Linked DNA regions of Homo sapiens: region 1 is linked to region 2. The links are chromatin loops, found by intact Hi-C in ENCODE. Cell type or tissue: prostate gland. All regions are shown on one strand. Each heading gives the region's core, and the rest is flanking DNA. Links, peaks and the distances in the headings are about the cores only.

What was found. A loop is a pair of places that touch in the nucleus more often than their neighbours do. Peaks named below come from ENCODE experiments on the same cell type or tissue, not always from the same donor. Only the 100,000 strongest peaks of a DNase experiment are listed, where the experiment ranks them.
Region 1: a loop joins it to region 2, with 5 times the contacts of the local background. A loop is called at or near these places in 8 of 110 quality-filtered maps.

The regions. Positions count from the first base shown.
Region 1 is chr4:9,759,730-9,767,252 of GRCh38, forward strand. No RefSeq gene overlaps it. Among named protein-coding and RNA genes, the nearest start is that of DRD5, 18 kb to the right of the region's middle. RefSeq lists a silencer at 5,500-5,549. In prostate gland, for the core only: CTCF peaks have their summits at 3,529 (motif pointing right) and 5,616; DNase peaks (open chromatin) are centred at 3,542 and 5,562.
Region 2 is chr4:10,154,335-10,161,857 of GRCh38, forward strand. No RefSeq gene overlaps it. Among named protein-coding and RNA genes, the nearest start is that of WDR1, 41 kb to the left of the region's middle. In prostate gland, for the core only: CTCF peaks have their summits at 3,610 (motif pointing right) and 6,133 (motif pointing right); DNase peaks (open chromatin) are centred at 3,637, 4,027 and 4,437; H3K27ac peaks cover 312 bases.

The sequences.
Region 1 (7,523 bases), core at 985-5,984, 400 kb before region 2:
TAGGAGCAATATCACCAGGTGGCTGTACGTTCGTTGCTATGTTGGCAGTCATTTCATACTCTACCCGCTGGGTATTAGGATTGGTGTCACAGGGTGAGTGTACACCTACTGCGATATGAAAACTAATATCGTGCTCTCCATCCCTGGATATTAAGAACAATATCACAGGTAGGTATACACCCCCTGCGGTATTAGCAGTAATAATATTATGAATTATTAAAGATCAGTCTTATTAATAATTATGAATGGGAATGTTAATTAATAGTATAACGTTATTAATCATTAATGATTATTTTCAAGGTATGATTATGCATGATTAAAATTAATTTTAATACTAATGACACTTTTAATATTAGTTATTAATATTCATATTAATTATTGTTTTATTACCAACATCACTTATGATTGATTGAAGTAACATTAATTACTGATATCTTTTTTATTATTAATAGTGATATTGCTATTAATTATTAATATTAATATTAATTATTAGGAGCTAATATTACTGTTTTCTAATGAATAAGATCAACATCAGTTATTAATATCAGGCATCATTAATCATTAATACTAATCATTTATTGTTATCGTTAGTATAACTATTAATATTAATTATCATTATTATCAGTATTGATTTTAAAAATTATATGATCAGTTATTAATATTGATCATTATTAGTGTCAATTAATAATTGAGATTATTAATTTCGGTAAGTCACATTCCACCCCTCCCTCGGCAGCTCGTTTACGACCCAAAACGGGGATACAAACGCCCCTGAGAGAGCAGCGGTATACAGGGATAGATGAGGATGGTCACGTGGTGGAGAGGCGTTTTTGGGTACCAGCCCTTCACCTCCGTCAACCTTCTCAACTGCAAAAACAATACACCGCCCTATACCAAAAAGCCACAAGCTCTAATTGATTTGCTCCAAACTATTATCCAGACCCACAACCACACCTGGGCTGATTGGCACCAGTTGCTCATGTTCCTCTTTAACAGCAAAGAAAGGCGGAGAGTCCTGCAAGCAGCAACTAAGTGGCTAGAGGAACATGCACCAGCTGATTAGCAAAACCCCCAAGAGTATGGAAGGACCCATTTACCAGGAACCGACCCCCAGTTGGACCCACATGAAACAGAGGATATGCAAAGGCTAAACCGAGACAGGGAAGCTCTCTTGGAAGGATTAATGAGGGGAGCTCAGAAGGCCACAAACGTTAGCAAGCTCTCTGAGGTCATTCAGGGAAAAGAAGAAAGTGCAGCACAATTCTACAAGAGACTGCATGAGGCCTATCGTATGTATACTCCCTCTGATCCCGATAGCCCTGAAATCAGTGCATGATTCACATGGTTTTAGTCCGTCAAAATGCAGAAGACATGAGAAGAAAACTGCAGAAAGAGGCTGGGCTTGCAGGGATGAATCCACCACAATTACTAGAAATAGCTAGCCAGGTGTTTGTAAACAGGGATGCAGCAAGCCCTAAGGAAAACGGCAAAGAGAATGGAGGTCAGGCCTGGAGAAACACCGACCTGGTTGTTAGCTGCAGCAATCAGAGGGGACCCCCAAAGAGGCAAGGGAAGGGGGGCCCCGGGAAAGAAACTCAGCTTGGCTGTCAGAGTTTGCAGCGTACCCAGTGTGTTTATAGTAAAGAAATAAGACGGTGGAAGAACAAGTGCCCTCAGCTCAAAAGAAAACAAGGTGACTCAGAGCAGGAGGCCCCGGACGAGGAGGAAGGGGCCCTGCTCAACCTGGCAGAAGGGTTCTTGGACTGAGGGAGACCAGGCTCAAGCGTCCCCAAGAGCCTCTGGTCAGAATGACAGTCCGGGGTAGAGACATTGATTTTCTTGTAAATAGAGGTGCTGAACATTCGCTAGTAACTGCCCCGGTTGCCCCCTTATCCAAAAAGATGATTGACATCATCGGAGCCATGGGGGTTTCAGCAAAGCAAGCTTTCTGCTTGCCTCGGACTCGTACTGTAGGAGGACATAAAGTCATTCATCAGTTTTGGTACATGCCTGACTGTCCCTTGCCCTTTATGGGAAGGGACTTGCTCAGCAAGCTGAGAGCCACTATCTCTTTGACAGAGCACGGCTCTTTGCTGCCAAAGTTACCCAGAACGGGAGTCATTATGACCCTTATGGTCCCCGAGAGGAGGAATGGAGACTTTTCTGAACTGAGCCAGGCCAAGAGAGAAGACCAGCTCTGGCTAAGCGGTGGCCAAGAGTACGGGCGGAAGACAACCCTCCGGGATTGGCCAGTTAAGACTGGGGCCCAGCCGGTTAGGCAAAAACAGGACCCGGTCCCCAGAGAAGCCCTTCAAGGTATCCAGGTCCGTCTCAAGCACCTAAGAACTTTTGGAATTATTGTTCCTTGTCAGTCTGCGTGGAACACTCCCCTCCTGCCTGTTCCCAAGCCACGGACCAAGGACTACCGGCCGGTACAGGATTTGCGCTTGCTTCATCAAGCTACACTGACTTTCCCTCCAACAGTACCTAACCCGTCCACATTGTTGGGGTTGCTGCCAGCTGAGGACAGCTGGTTCACCTGCTTTGACCTGAAAGATGCTTTCTTTCCTATCAGATTAGCCCCCGAGAGGCAGAAGCTGTTTGCCTTTCAGTGGGAAGATCCGGAGTCAGGTGTCACTACTCAGTACACTTGGACCGGGCTTCCCCAAGGGTTCAAGAACTCCCCCCACCATCTTTGGGGAGGCATTGGCTCGAGACCTCCAGAAGTTTCCCAGCAGAGACCTAGGCTGCGTGTTGCTCCAGTAGGTTGATGACCTTCTGCTGGGACACCCCACGGCAGTCGGGTGTGCCAAGGGAACAGATGCCCTACACCGGCACCTGGAGGACTGTGGGTAGAAGGTGTCCAAGAAGAAAGCTCAGATCTGCCGACAGCAGGTACCTTACTTGGGATTTACTATCTGACAGGGGACGGAAGGCAGCCCAGGATCAGAAAGAAAGCAGGTCATTTGCAATCTACCGGAGCCTAAGGGCAGAAAGCAGGTGAGAGAATTCTTAGGAGTTGTGGGGTTTTGTAGACAGTGGATCCCAAACTTTGAAGTATTAGCCAAGCCTTTGTATGAGGTCCCAAAGTGGGCGGGGTCCGGGAACCTTTGGAATGGGGATCCCAACAACAGCAAGTCTTTCCTGAGTTAAAGGAAAAACTTCTGGCAGCCCCAGCCCTGGGGCTACCCGATCTGACAAAGCCTTTTCTATTTTATGTGTCAGAGAGAGAAAAGATGGCAGCTGGACTTTTCACCCAAACTGTGGGGCCCTGGCTGAGGCCACCGGCCTACCTCTCTAAACAACTAGATGAGGTAACTAAAGTATGGCCCTCCTGTTTGAGGGCCTTGGCAGCAACTGCCCTGCTAGTACAAGAAGTAAATGAGACCAGACTATTGTAGGGCATGGGAAGGGCCGGGGCCTCTGCAGGCCCTGAGGATCGCCATGTTTCCTTCTTTAGTTTTTGAGACTTTGGTGAAGATCCTCTGCCTGCTTCTAGCACACACGTCCTGACCTCCTTTCCCCTTCAAGACACAAGATGGCGCTTTAAGCCTGGTTGTTGAGAAAGAGGACTCCAAACGCTTGAGTTTCTTCCCTCTGCTCACTCTCAGATGTGGCTTGCAAGGGAATCTGTGGGGTCCACCTCTCCACAGCTTGGTGGGTGGATTCTATCTTCCTCCTCGGACAGGGGAGGACCAGCAGCCAATCACTCCTTCCTGCCGGAGAATGAAGTGGCACTCAAACTGTTTTTCTGACATCAGTAACAGCTGCCCACACTCCTCCGGCAGGCATCTCTGAAACATCAGTTTTGGGTGATTGGTCTAAGCCAAGGACCTTTGATATCAAGGGTAAGTCCGCTACCCTTTGCTGGAGATGGGCACGGAGTGGGCATGTGAAGAGTGCCAGACCAGGCATTGACAAACTATGGCTCATGAGAAGAATGGAGTGTACATTTTGAAAGGGTCATCTCTCTCTCTCTCTCTCTCTCTCTCACACACACACACACACACACACACACACACACACACACACACAGAGAGAGAGAGAATATGCTGCAGGGATCATACACGACCCGACCAACCTAAAATACTATCTGTTCCTTTATAGGAAATGCTTACAGACCCCTGGTCTAAACACTGAGAGGTAAGGGGACTCTGTTGCGCCACCCTGGAAGGATTTTGATCCCTAAATAAGAAGAGGTGAGGAGGGAGCCTGCCCTTCCTCATGGCTTGAATGTGCTTGTGAGAGGCAGTCAAGCCTGGAACTGTGGCAGCCGGCTTGTGACCATGAAGCAACCAGCCCGAGAAGAAAGGCCCACCTGCCGAGGAGGGAACAGGAGCCTGGGGCCTCAAGGATGTTGCTGAGCCTCCGTGTGCCCCTGGAGCCGCCTTCCTCTGGAGTTCTTGTGATGGCAGATAATTCAATGTTGTCATTGTTCAAGCCAGGGGTGGGTGAACTTTTTCCATAAAGGGCCACGTGGAAAACATTTTAGGCTCTGGGTGTGCCATGAGATCTCTGTGGACACTACGACCCTAAAAACAACCATAGACAATGTGTAAATGAATGGGTACACCTATGGTCCAATAAAACTTTATTTATAAAAATAGGTGGTGGGCTGGATTTGGCCCTGAGGGTCAGAGTTTCCTGTGTATTTTGTTTGTTTGTTTGTTACTTGCAGCTGACCTGTCCTAACTAGTATTCCCTGAAGTCGGCCTCAGCTCAGAAGTGCCCTTGGGTTCTAAGCCACAGGGGCTAAGCTTGAGTGTGGGCGGGGTCTGCAGCAGGGTGGTGGGAGGGATAAGCACATAAAGCCCCACCCACTGATCTGTCCTTTCTATGGTCCAGGTTGTGCTTTCCTGCAATTTCTTCTCATCATGGGCCTAGCAATCATGATGGGAAGGCACCACTTTAACAGAATGCTTTCAGCATTTCCAGGTGGTCCCTGCTTGCCCTCAACACTACACGCAGGCCTCAGCCTCCACACCTAGCACGTTTGTTAAGCAAGACTAAGCCACATGAAGCAACAGGGCAAGGGGAGGGCCCTTGTGTCCGCAGGGTCCCATGGCAGAAGTGTGGTTCGGGGAGAAATGGGGGAGTGTGCCCTTCCCTGAACAAGCACATTCCCTCAGTGTGGAGGAGCCCCTCCAACAATTTACAAGTGCTATGATGACACGATGCTCATTCAGACCATCAGCTGCAGACGGATTGCAGAAATACGTGAGGGCTGTGTCCTCAGAGGTAGGATGTGGTTGCTCCTTGTCCCTAAGCTGGGCCCTGAAGGTAGGGCAGGATTCCAGCCAGAGTGAATGGACAGTGAGGCTTTGGGGAAGGGCTCAGATTGCCTCTCGTGCTTGTGTTCACAGATTCTTGATGATTGGTCATTCTCCAGGGAGACGAGGCTTCGAGGCCAGGTCTCTGCTCTGAGTTGCCTTCACCACCCTGCACCTTGGTGGCAGTAAGAGAGCGACCTCAAAGGGCCACTGAGAGAATCGTGGGGGATGCATGTACAGCTCCAGGTATGGCACCCATGCCAGCCCATGGCAAGCTCTTACTACGGTTGCAGGTGTAATTTCCAGTCTCTGCCTCCAGGGATTGCTGCTGAGCACAGACAGACGTTTCCCTGCTTACAGAGTGAGGCCGCCAAGATGATTCTCGGATCTCTGGTTTGTATACAGCCCAAATAGCCTGTGAAAGGGGGAATGATAACCCCCAAAGATGTCCATGTCCTAACCTCCAGAACTAGTGAACGGGATGTTGGCAGAAGAGACTCTGTGGATGAGATTACTTCAAAGATTTGCAATGGGGATTCTATCATGGGTTATCTGTATGGATACGCAATGTAATCACAAAATGTCCTTATAAGTGAAGAGGGAGGCTGAGGAGATTTGACTACAGAAGAGAAGGTGATGTGACAGTGGAGGCAGAGATTGGAGTGATGTGGCCACAATTCACAATGCCAGCAGCCACCAAAGAGGCAAGGAATGGATTCTCCTCTAGGGTTTCTACCAAGGGCCCTAGCAACACTTCAATTTTAGTCCAGGAAGACTCGTTTTGGATTTGTGACCTCCAGAACTATGAGAGAATACATCGGCATTCTTTGAAGCCACCAGGTTTGCAGTAGTGTGTTAGAGCAGCGTGGAAAATCCATTGAGTCCCATTGCCCTGCTTTTTGTGCCTTGTACAAAAGCAGAAAATGGCATGGATGGAATGGGAGGTCATTATGTTAAGTGAAACAAGCCAGACACAGAAAGACACACATTGCATGTTCTCACTGATTTGTGGGATCTAAAAATCAAAACAGTTGAACTCATGGAGCTAGAGAGTAGAAGGGTGGTTACCAGAGGCTGGGAAGAGGAGTGGGGGGCTGAGGGCAGGTGGGGATGATGTTAGAAAGAATGAATAAGATGTACTGTTTGATCACACAGCAGGATGACTGTAGTCAATAATAACTTAATAGTACATTTACAAATAACTAAAAGAGTGTAATTGGATTGTTCGTATTAGAAAGGATAAATGCGCTGGGTGCGGTGGCTCATGCCTGTAATCCCAGCACTTTGGGAGGCCGAGGCGGGTGGATCATGAGGTCAGGAGATCGAGAGCATCCTGGTGAACACTGTGAAACCCCATCTGTACTGAAAATACAAAAAATGCTGCTCGGGAGGCTGAGGCAGGAGAATGTCATGAACCCGGGGGGCGGAGCTTGCAGTGAGCAGAGATGCAGAGATTATGCCATTGCACTCCAGCCTGGGCGACAGAGCTAGACTCCGTCTCAAAAAAAAAAAGAAAGGATAAATCCTTCAGGGATGGACACCCCATTCTCCATGATGTGCTTATTTCACAGTGCATGTCTGTATCAAAACATCTCATGTACCTCACATATATATGCACCTACTATGTACCCAGAAAAAAACAAAAAAGAGTATAAAAGAAAAAAAAAAATCCCAAAAGCAGAGAAGAGGGCAAATGAGAGTCGGGGACTGTGATCTCAGTTTGCCCAGGATGAAGCCGGGTGACCTGGTTACAGAGCAAGCCCCTTGGCTTCTTGAGCTCCCATCTGCAGAGTGAGGGGCGGATGCAGGGGAAGGGTGTGACTTCGATGAACATTCCCTCCAGGTGTCTCTGCCCTCGGCCCCCTCTCAGGATTGTTTGTAGCTCTTTGCCTATTCTTGGCCATTTGGAGTTTTCAGGGGCCCTACTAGGTCCTCTTGACTTCTCACTTGGCTCTCCTTGGTGGTCTAATTCATGGCCAAGGGCCCACCTGCCATCCGGACACTGCTTTTCAACCTGACCTCTCAGCTCCAGGCTGGTTATTTCCAACAGCCTACTTGGGTGTCTCAAAGGCACTTTACACTCAATGTGTCCAACACTGAACTCAAGGCTCCCGGCATCACCAGCCAGTTATCCCTCCACATTTCCAACCCCATGGATTGCACCAGTGTCTGTCCATTATGCAAGCCGGGCTGCAAAGGTTGTCTTGATGCTGCCGTTATGCTGTTGGGGCTCAGAACATGACACCCCAAAGC
Region 2 (7,523 bases), core at 1,453-6,452:
CCACTGCTGTTAGACCAGAACTGGAGTGGGTGTTGCCCAAATGACCTCATAATAAAAGAGGAATGCACCTGTGCTTAGAGTACATCCAAGCCAAAGTTGCTGAGCTCAGCAGATAGCTTTTGTACACTTGGCCTCTTCCAAGCATATCCCATGTTTTTATAGTCATCAGAAGATACGGGTCAGTGGGAGATGCCAGTGCAGTTGCTACAGTGGACGTCTCCAGTCTGTTTAAATCCAGGACTTGACATTTTGTCATACTCCCACTCAGAATTTGACCTTGTGGGGGACACATTCTTCCAGAAAGTGCCTTGATGAAATAGGGAAATCATTCCTCTTAAACTGAATGGGCCTTTACATTAACACGAGAGTGCCTGGATGCTCTAGCTGTTTTATCCTGGCTCCTGATCAAGTACCATAAGGGCTACCCTGACAACTGCTTGACTTCAGGTATCAGAATGCTATCAACTGGTCATCTCTAAGAACTAGGGGGGCTTTCTTCAAAGAGCAGGAAAACCCCATTTAGCGGAGATAGAATGAAGGCTGGTATGCCTTGTCATGTCTGTCCTAAGGAACAGCTCATTCCTACGAACAAACATCCATGTTTTCTCCTACAGATGAACAATGTGGCATAACACATTTTGTCTTGACCTGTGGCTCAGCATGAAGCACTGGTGAGATCTCAATCATGTAGCAGTGAGCTTTCCCCCTGCAGGCTTCTGAGCAGAGGATGCTGCTTCATGACCCCTTGGCTACTCTGTTCTCCACAGGAGTGACTGGAAGGTAGGGGGGATATACAAAATACCCTTCAATGGCCTGAAGGGTTTTGAGATGAATTGAGTAGCACATTGCACATGCAGTGGAGGAAAGTGAGGCTTTTGTATGCACTTAAGAATAAGCTCACTAAGGAACTGGAGATGGAGGCTTCAGTCCCACAGGCTGTTCTAGATTTAGACTTGGATTTTGTGGTACATAACACGCTGCTTTAGTGTCTTAAATGACTGAGGAATGTCGGATTGTTCTGTCCCTCACTGGCAGGATTCAGTGAGTGGTGCTCCTCCTCCATCTCCTTTGTTCCTTCATCTGCTGGGGTTGAAAGAGGACTTAGCATCAAGAGCTTTTCTCCCCTCTTCCTCGTGGTGTTCTGGGGCCTGGAACATGAAAGTGGTCTGCTGAGGTCTGACCACTCCCCTCCGCTTCTCCCTCATCCAGACATCCTCAGAGGGAACTGACTGTTCAGAACCAACAGAATAGTTTTTCATCCCACCTTTCAGAAGTTAGGCTTGAGTGCTTTCCTCCCACTTTTTGGGAGGCATGATGGACTAGCTGCTGAAGGCGTACCTTCCTTGCTTAGTTATCGGGAAGGAGGGGCATATTCCATAATCTTCGCAGATGAAACCCTGTCCTTGACATCCTAACCTCCCTGGGTGGCAATGTTTCGGGGGAAACTGGGAGGTTTTGGATAGTGGTCCCAAGCTTTATCTTCCCTGGTGAGAAGAGGACCCAGAAAGGGCTGTGGAAGCCATTGAAGTATTTCTGACCAAGATAACTTGATAGTCATTGTGGGCAGCTGCTAATAGAGGCAGGATGTCCTAAACTTAGGAGCCTTCTAAAAACAGGTCTGCTTTCCCTGGGCCACCCTGGGAATTAGAAGCTCCATGTGCTCATCTGAAGGCAGAGTGGGCCCATAAGAAGTGGCCCTGCGGAAAAGGGAAGGTTCCTATGGCCTGCTCATCTACCCCTTCCTCCCTAGGACTATAGGGTGCCCTCATCACTTCTGGGGACATCACTTCTGGGCACGTACTTCCTGGAGGACCAGAGCATCTCCAAGGATTTGGTGTTTAGTGCATTCCCTAGGATGAAATCCCTTCTGATGGGAATCTGCTCCTGTAGAATGATCCCTCAAGAGCAGCCTTTGGACTGGAGAGAATGGGCTGACAGTCTTCATGCTGCAGAGCCCAGGGGAGATGAATCTGTTGGCAGGGAGACTGAAGAAGGGGCTGAATCTCTTGCCCTCCCAGAGGGAGAAGCAGTCATGGGTGGGGTGGGGGCGGGGCCCGTAGGACTCTAACTTTCTTCCAGTGCCCGCCGCTGGGCTCCAGCCTGATCCCTAGAATTCTGCAGTGGAGTGCTGATTGTGCTGAGGCTGGGCTGTGTGATTCCCCTCTTAAGGATGGTTGGCTGGGTGGGACTACAAAAGCAACTTACGGGCCAACCAGGGTTTTCCTAACATCCTTTGACACATCAGTTCTGCTTTTCTGAACTTGCATGGTGAATTGTGAGGAAAGACTAAACTTGTACAAAATCCTTTGACTTAAATGTGCAATGAAGACTATAGAAGATGTGATGTTTTCTATTAGACAAATGTCTCATCTGTTCCAGGTGGAAGTAGATAGGAGTCATCACCTGAACTCGCTTGTTACTTGACTATGCTGTTATTGAGTACGTTTTAGTGTCTTAAATACAATGAAAGTCATTCTCAGAAAACATTAACTGTCGGCTTTCTCCCAACTGAAGAGCTTATGGGCTTTCCAACAAGACCATCTCTGCTTGTCAAGACACCTTGGAATGGAAAGTGAATGCTGCTCTGCCTCATTTCCCATCTTTTATTTCTAATCCCTAAAGGAAGGGGACTGAACTACAGAAACCACTCTATCCTGTTGTTGCATGACAAGGGGAGCCTGATCTGGACAACTGTTTCTTAGCATTTCCAACTTGGAGTTTGATATGTCTTAATCCTTAGGAGCTACATGTGGCCCCAGGAGGACTGAGCCAGCAGCAGGTGCATTGGATGAAAGTCGATGCAGGGGGGAGACCAGGGAAGAAGCAAACTCCATGACAGGAAGAGGGGGGTTCAGCTTTCAGGTACAGTGTCTGATCACTGGCAGTCAGCACTTGACCTGTTCTAGAAATGGCTCCTGGGGCTGCTGTGATCATGCTTGTAGACAAAGGAGCCAGCCTGGCTTCCTGGGAAAAGGACTAGAAGCCTTGGGTTCCTGGAGGTGGCCTTGAGGACTCTAGGGATAAAGGGATCTGATGGGAATACTTTACCTTGGAATGCAGCCGGAGGAGCCATCCTAGGCAGTGACCCGGGAATCCTTCAGTGTACTTTGTGAAAGAGGCTGTCTGCTGTCATAACTGATCTCTTCCATACTTGGTGGTTTTTCCTTCCCAGGCACTAGTATTACATACATCTTGTTTCTTAAGTCACTACTTGGTAAGAGAAGCGTTGCCTCAAAGCAGGTAATTCTGTGTACTGTGAACCTAGAGCCACCAGGGAAGGCCACACTTCTCTAACGGTGAAGTGAGTCTGCCCAGGCAGTCATCTCCAGTGATGGGTCCTGGAGGCTCTGCCCTCTGTGGCCTGGGGTTGCTGCTGTGCCCCTTACAAGACAGCCTGCTGTGTGTGGCTGCCATCTCCTAAACTCAAGTTTGGCTCATTTTCTTTGAGCATGGGTGATATATCTTTTTCCTTTCCTAGGAGAAGGGGTGACTTCTAAATAATAAAGTTCCATTGTTGCTAGGGCACATGATCTTTGTTGGGTGGGGTGATGTCAGAATGCTAAGTTCCTAAGAACTTACCATTTCATTGTCTGTTGTGATGCCTCATGGCCACCAGGTGGTGCTTAAGGACCCTCAGCCAAGGGCCAGAATGGAAACAAGCTGATGGCTCTTGGAACTCCTGGACGGATTTGAGGAATACACTGGGGGAGGAGTTCTTGTTACTCTTATCATTTTCATTAGATTCGTCTGGATCCTGTGTGAACTAATGCCATCCCCCTGAACAAATGGCTTCTGAAATGTGGACAATTCCTGCCTGGGGAGGCAGCCATGGATGAGCAGGAGAGCCCAGGTTCTCCTGCCTGGCAGGAGTCTGAGCTCAGTGCTTAGAGGCTGCTCTGCGCACCCCACCCCCACCCCCACCCCCACCCCCACCCCCACCCCCACCCACCAGGCCGGGCACCGTGCTAAGCAGGCAAATGTTCTCAGTGTTAGGCGAGCATCCCATGTTACAATCACGTGATCCCAGGTACCAAGTTTGTTTGCAGTAATTTTCACGGAAAACATGAACACAATCAGCTTGGCTTATGAACTATTTTTTGCCGTGGAAATACGTACAAAGCCTGCTTTGTTCTGTAGACTAGTATCACATGACATTGGTTAGAATGTAAACTTGAAAAACATCCAACAGACTTAAACTCCTTACAACATAATTTATACAAAGAGTTTATAGTCTTCAGGACTGAGAACAAGAATAAAAGACCGTTTTTACTTGGTAACTGTATTGCTTAAATTATAACATTTCGTAACTACATTAACTATTGTCAAGTAAAGTGGAAAGAACACAAACCATGATGGACATGCTTTTACATAAAAGCACCTCCTAGGCAACTCTGCCCTTCAGGAAGTGTTGCTCACCTAGAAGGCTGGCACTGCTGTGTGAGCGGTGTTTCCTAGTTATGTAGGCTGGCCTGATGAGCTATGTATGGCAGCACTAGCAGGACCTGCTCGAAACGACAGAACTCTCCACAATACTTTGAGAAATGATTCCACATCCTAAAGCCCAAAATCATGAAAATTGTCTCAAAGTTGGGGCTTTTTTCAAAAACTCAGGTCAACCATGCCATTCAGCTGCTCCTTTGTGGGTCCCCTCAGATTCTGTGGGTCCCCTCAGATTCTGTGGGTCCATGTCCACAGGTGACTCGTTCAAAACACTAGTCCCAGGCAGCTCTCAGCAAAGGTGGTGGGGGTTGCACACCTGCTCCAGCACAGAGGCCTCCTGGGGCTCTTGACAGGGCAACAGCTGGGGCTGCATCTCCCTTGACATCTCCTATTTTCAATGGAGAAGCGTCAGGTGACTATGCCCTAAGTGTATGCAGGCCAGGCAGATGTTGGGGTGCCCTTCCATCAAGGTCTGGTGGGGCTTTCTCTGAAAGGATATATGGCTGCTGTCCTGGTCCGTGGAGATGACTTTGTAGTAGCTGCCTTAGAGACGCCTTCATACAAAGGCTGAGCAGTGGGGTCCTTCATATTCTTGTATTAGTTATATCTGCTGAGGAGGAGACAATGTCTGAGGCAAGGACTGTGCCAGAACCTCTGTCTTCTGAAGCACAGATTACTTGGGATTTGGTAATGGCTGACACTTGGGAGTTGTTCTTGTTGCTTTGGTGCTTGTGTTGTGCCGTGTGCTCTAGCTGAGCCTTCTTGGGACATCACTGCCCTATCAGAAGAGATCAGTAGCTCACAGTCTTCCTGAGGTCAGCATTGTTACATGCAAGCTCTGCAGAGTCCTTTTTCTCCAGCTTCATGTGGATGGCTGTGGGATGACCTGTGGGATAGTGCTCCCAGAAGCCCAGCACCATTTCATAGAATTGCATTCCTGGCCCCAGGAGTAAACACTTTTGCAGACTTCTCATCCCAAAGCTGCTGGACTTGAGACCTGGGTTGCTCTGCAGCTGCTTGCTGCTGCATATCTTGCCCAGGGGGCACTTGTGGAGATGAGATCACTATTGCAAAAGGTATATGCCACAGTTGAGAGCATAAGAACTCTCCATTACTTGGGAAACACTGGCCATGATGCTGGAACTGAAGTGAAGGTACCTGTTTCCCTCAATCCTTGTGACTCATACATTAGAACCTGTTCCTGAAAGACTAGCTTCTGCTGGTAATTGAGGCTGCTAGGGATGACATCCCCATTCTGCTGTCCTTGAAATGGTGAGAGAAGCCCTTTTGTTGCTCCTGCTGCCTCTTTACCTGCACACCATGAACACAGTGCAAGAGGGAAGGGCCTTGCATGCTGGCTTTCTTGCATCTCAGGCTTGAGAATACTGACATGCAGAAGGATAAGGAAACATTACATCTAGAAAGGCCACTCTGTCACCTGAATATCCCAAATCCCAGCTTGGTATCCTCTTTAACCCATGGGGCTACAGTTATTTGGGCCATCTTATTTGCTGGGATTCCCCTGTATTACTACAGAAGAGTGGCCAGCTCCACCCAGTAGAACTTCCTGGGCACGAGAGTTCTGCTCGGTGTCATCAGTGGGAGATTCCACCTGTTTTTTCTGGATTAAAAATAGGTGACTTGGGCAGAGGGATCATGGTTTCTTGGCAGTGTAGATCGTATGTGCCTCTAGGTGGTAGTATGGCTCTTGTTTTGAAACCAGTTGTTTGTTACGTAGGACAAGAGACTTCGCTGGCCACTTTTTTTTTGGTTGTAAAATCGGGGTAAGGGTTCTCTGCAAATGACTGAAGTATTAAATGACTGAAATATTCTTAGTTGATTCTTCATAAACTTATGCTTTGGTTTTCCACTTCCTCTTCCCCATCTTTCTTCATTGGGATTATCTTCAGAGATCTTGTGTTCAGATCCTGACTGAGGCTGACAGGCCCACAGGGTTGTTGGGCTTGACTGCTAATCACCACATGCTCATGTGTGTGGCCTAGTGACAATACCTACACATAGCAAAGTTATCCTACTTGTTTAAAGAATTCTGAGCTGCTTCTCTGACGTGTGGAGACACAAGTTGGCTTTCTGCCTCTTGCTCTTACTCCTTGGGAAACCAGACTCACTGTCCGAGACTCAAACTTGGAAAAAGGAGCCTACTGACTCAGAAGTGGATGGACAGGTGTGCACAGGACCTGTGCTCAGCACAAGAAAGTGAGGCTACATTCTGTCAGTGTGTCTTCCCCATCCTTGTGCCAGTGTGCTTACCTCTCACCAGGAGATGAAAATTTCTAGCTGGGCTACAGAGGCGGCGGTCCCAAATCTTTCTCTCCGCCTCCTTGCACCATGTTACATTTACTGCTACTGATGCTTAATGGTGGCTTTGTTGTTCAGTTGTCCAGGAAGTAGATGCTGAGAGAACTAGAAATGCAAAAGACCTAGAATGAAGAGGGAAGCTGTCAGATCATAATGTGAATCAGCCAGTCCTGCCAGTCCAGTAGGGAGCACGAGAGCAGGATTCACTCAGGAATTCCACATGAGGTAGAAATGGCTCGACTCAGTTTGGCTTGGGGCCATCCCAAGAATAACAGCAAAGAGCTTGGAGCCCTTGGGTAACCACACTCCGCAGCTGGACAGCAAGTCTGATGAAATGGCTGACAGGTTGGCATGGTTGTCAGTTGATGGGCAGCTATGATTTTCAAATCCTAAACTGCAGCTGCAGTTGGTCTGGAAGGACCATAAGATTATCTGTTTTCCTAATGTCAGTCCTCAGAGTCCCTCACACTTGGCCAATACTTGTCAAAGTTGCTTGTTTCAAAGGTGACCAAACAACCACCTAATGTCTGAGCCCCTGCTGGCCTGTCCTTATCAGGCAATGTTTGCTGTAATGGCCTAGCTACTCCTGACCCATCAGGCATTGGGGGCACCAAGAAATGGCCCAGTGTAGCAGCAGTTCCTGCTCACCTTCCGGCAAAAGGAGCCAAACATGACCTGGCAGTGTAGTTGGGTCCTCTGGAAGTATCTGGAGCTACACTGTCTAGGTCTGCTTTGGACCTACGTTTGGGAAGTAAATGCCTTCT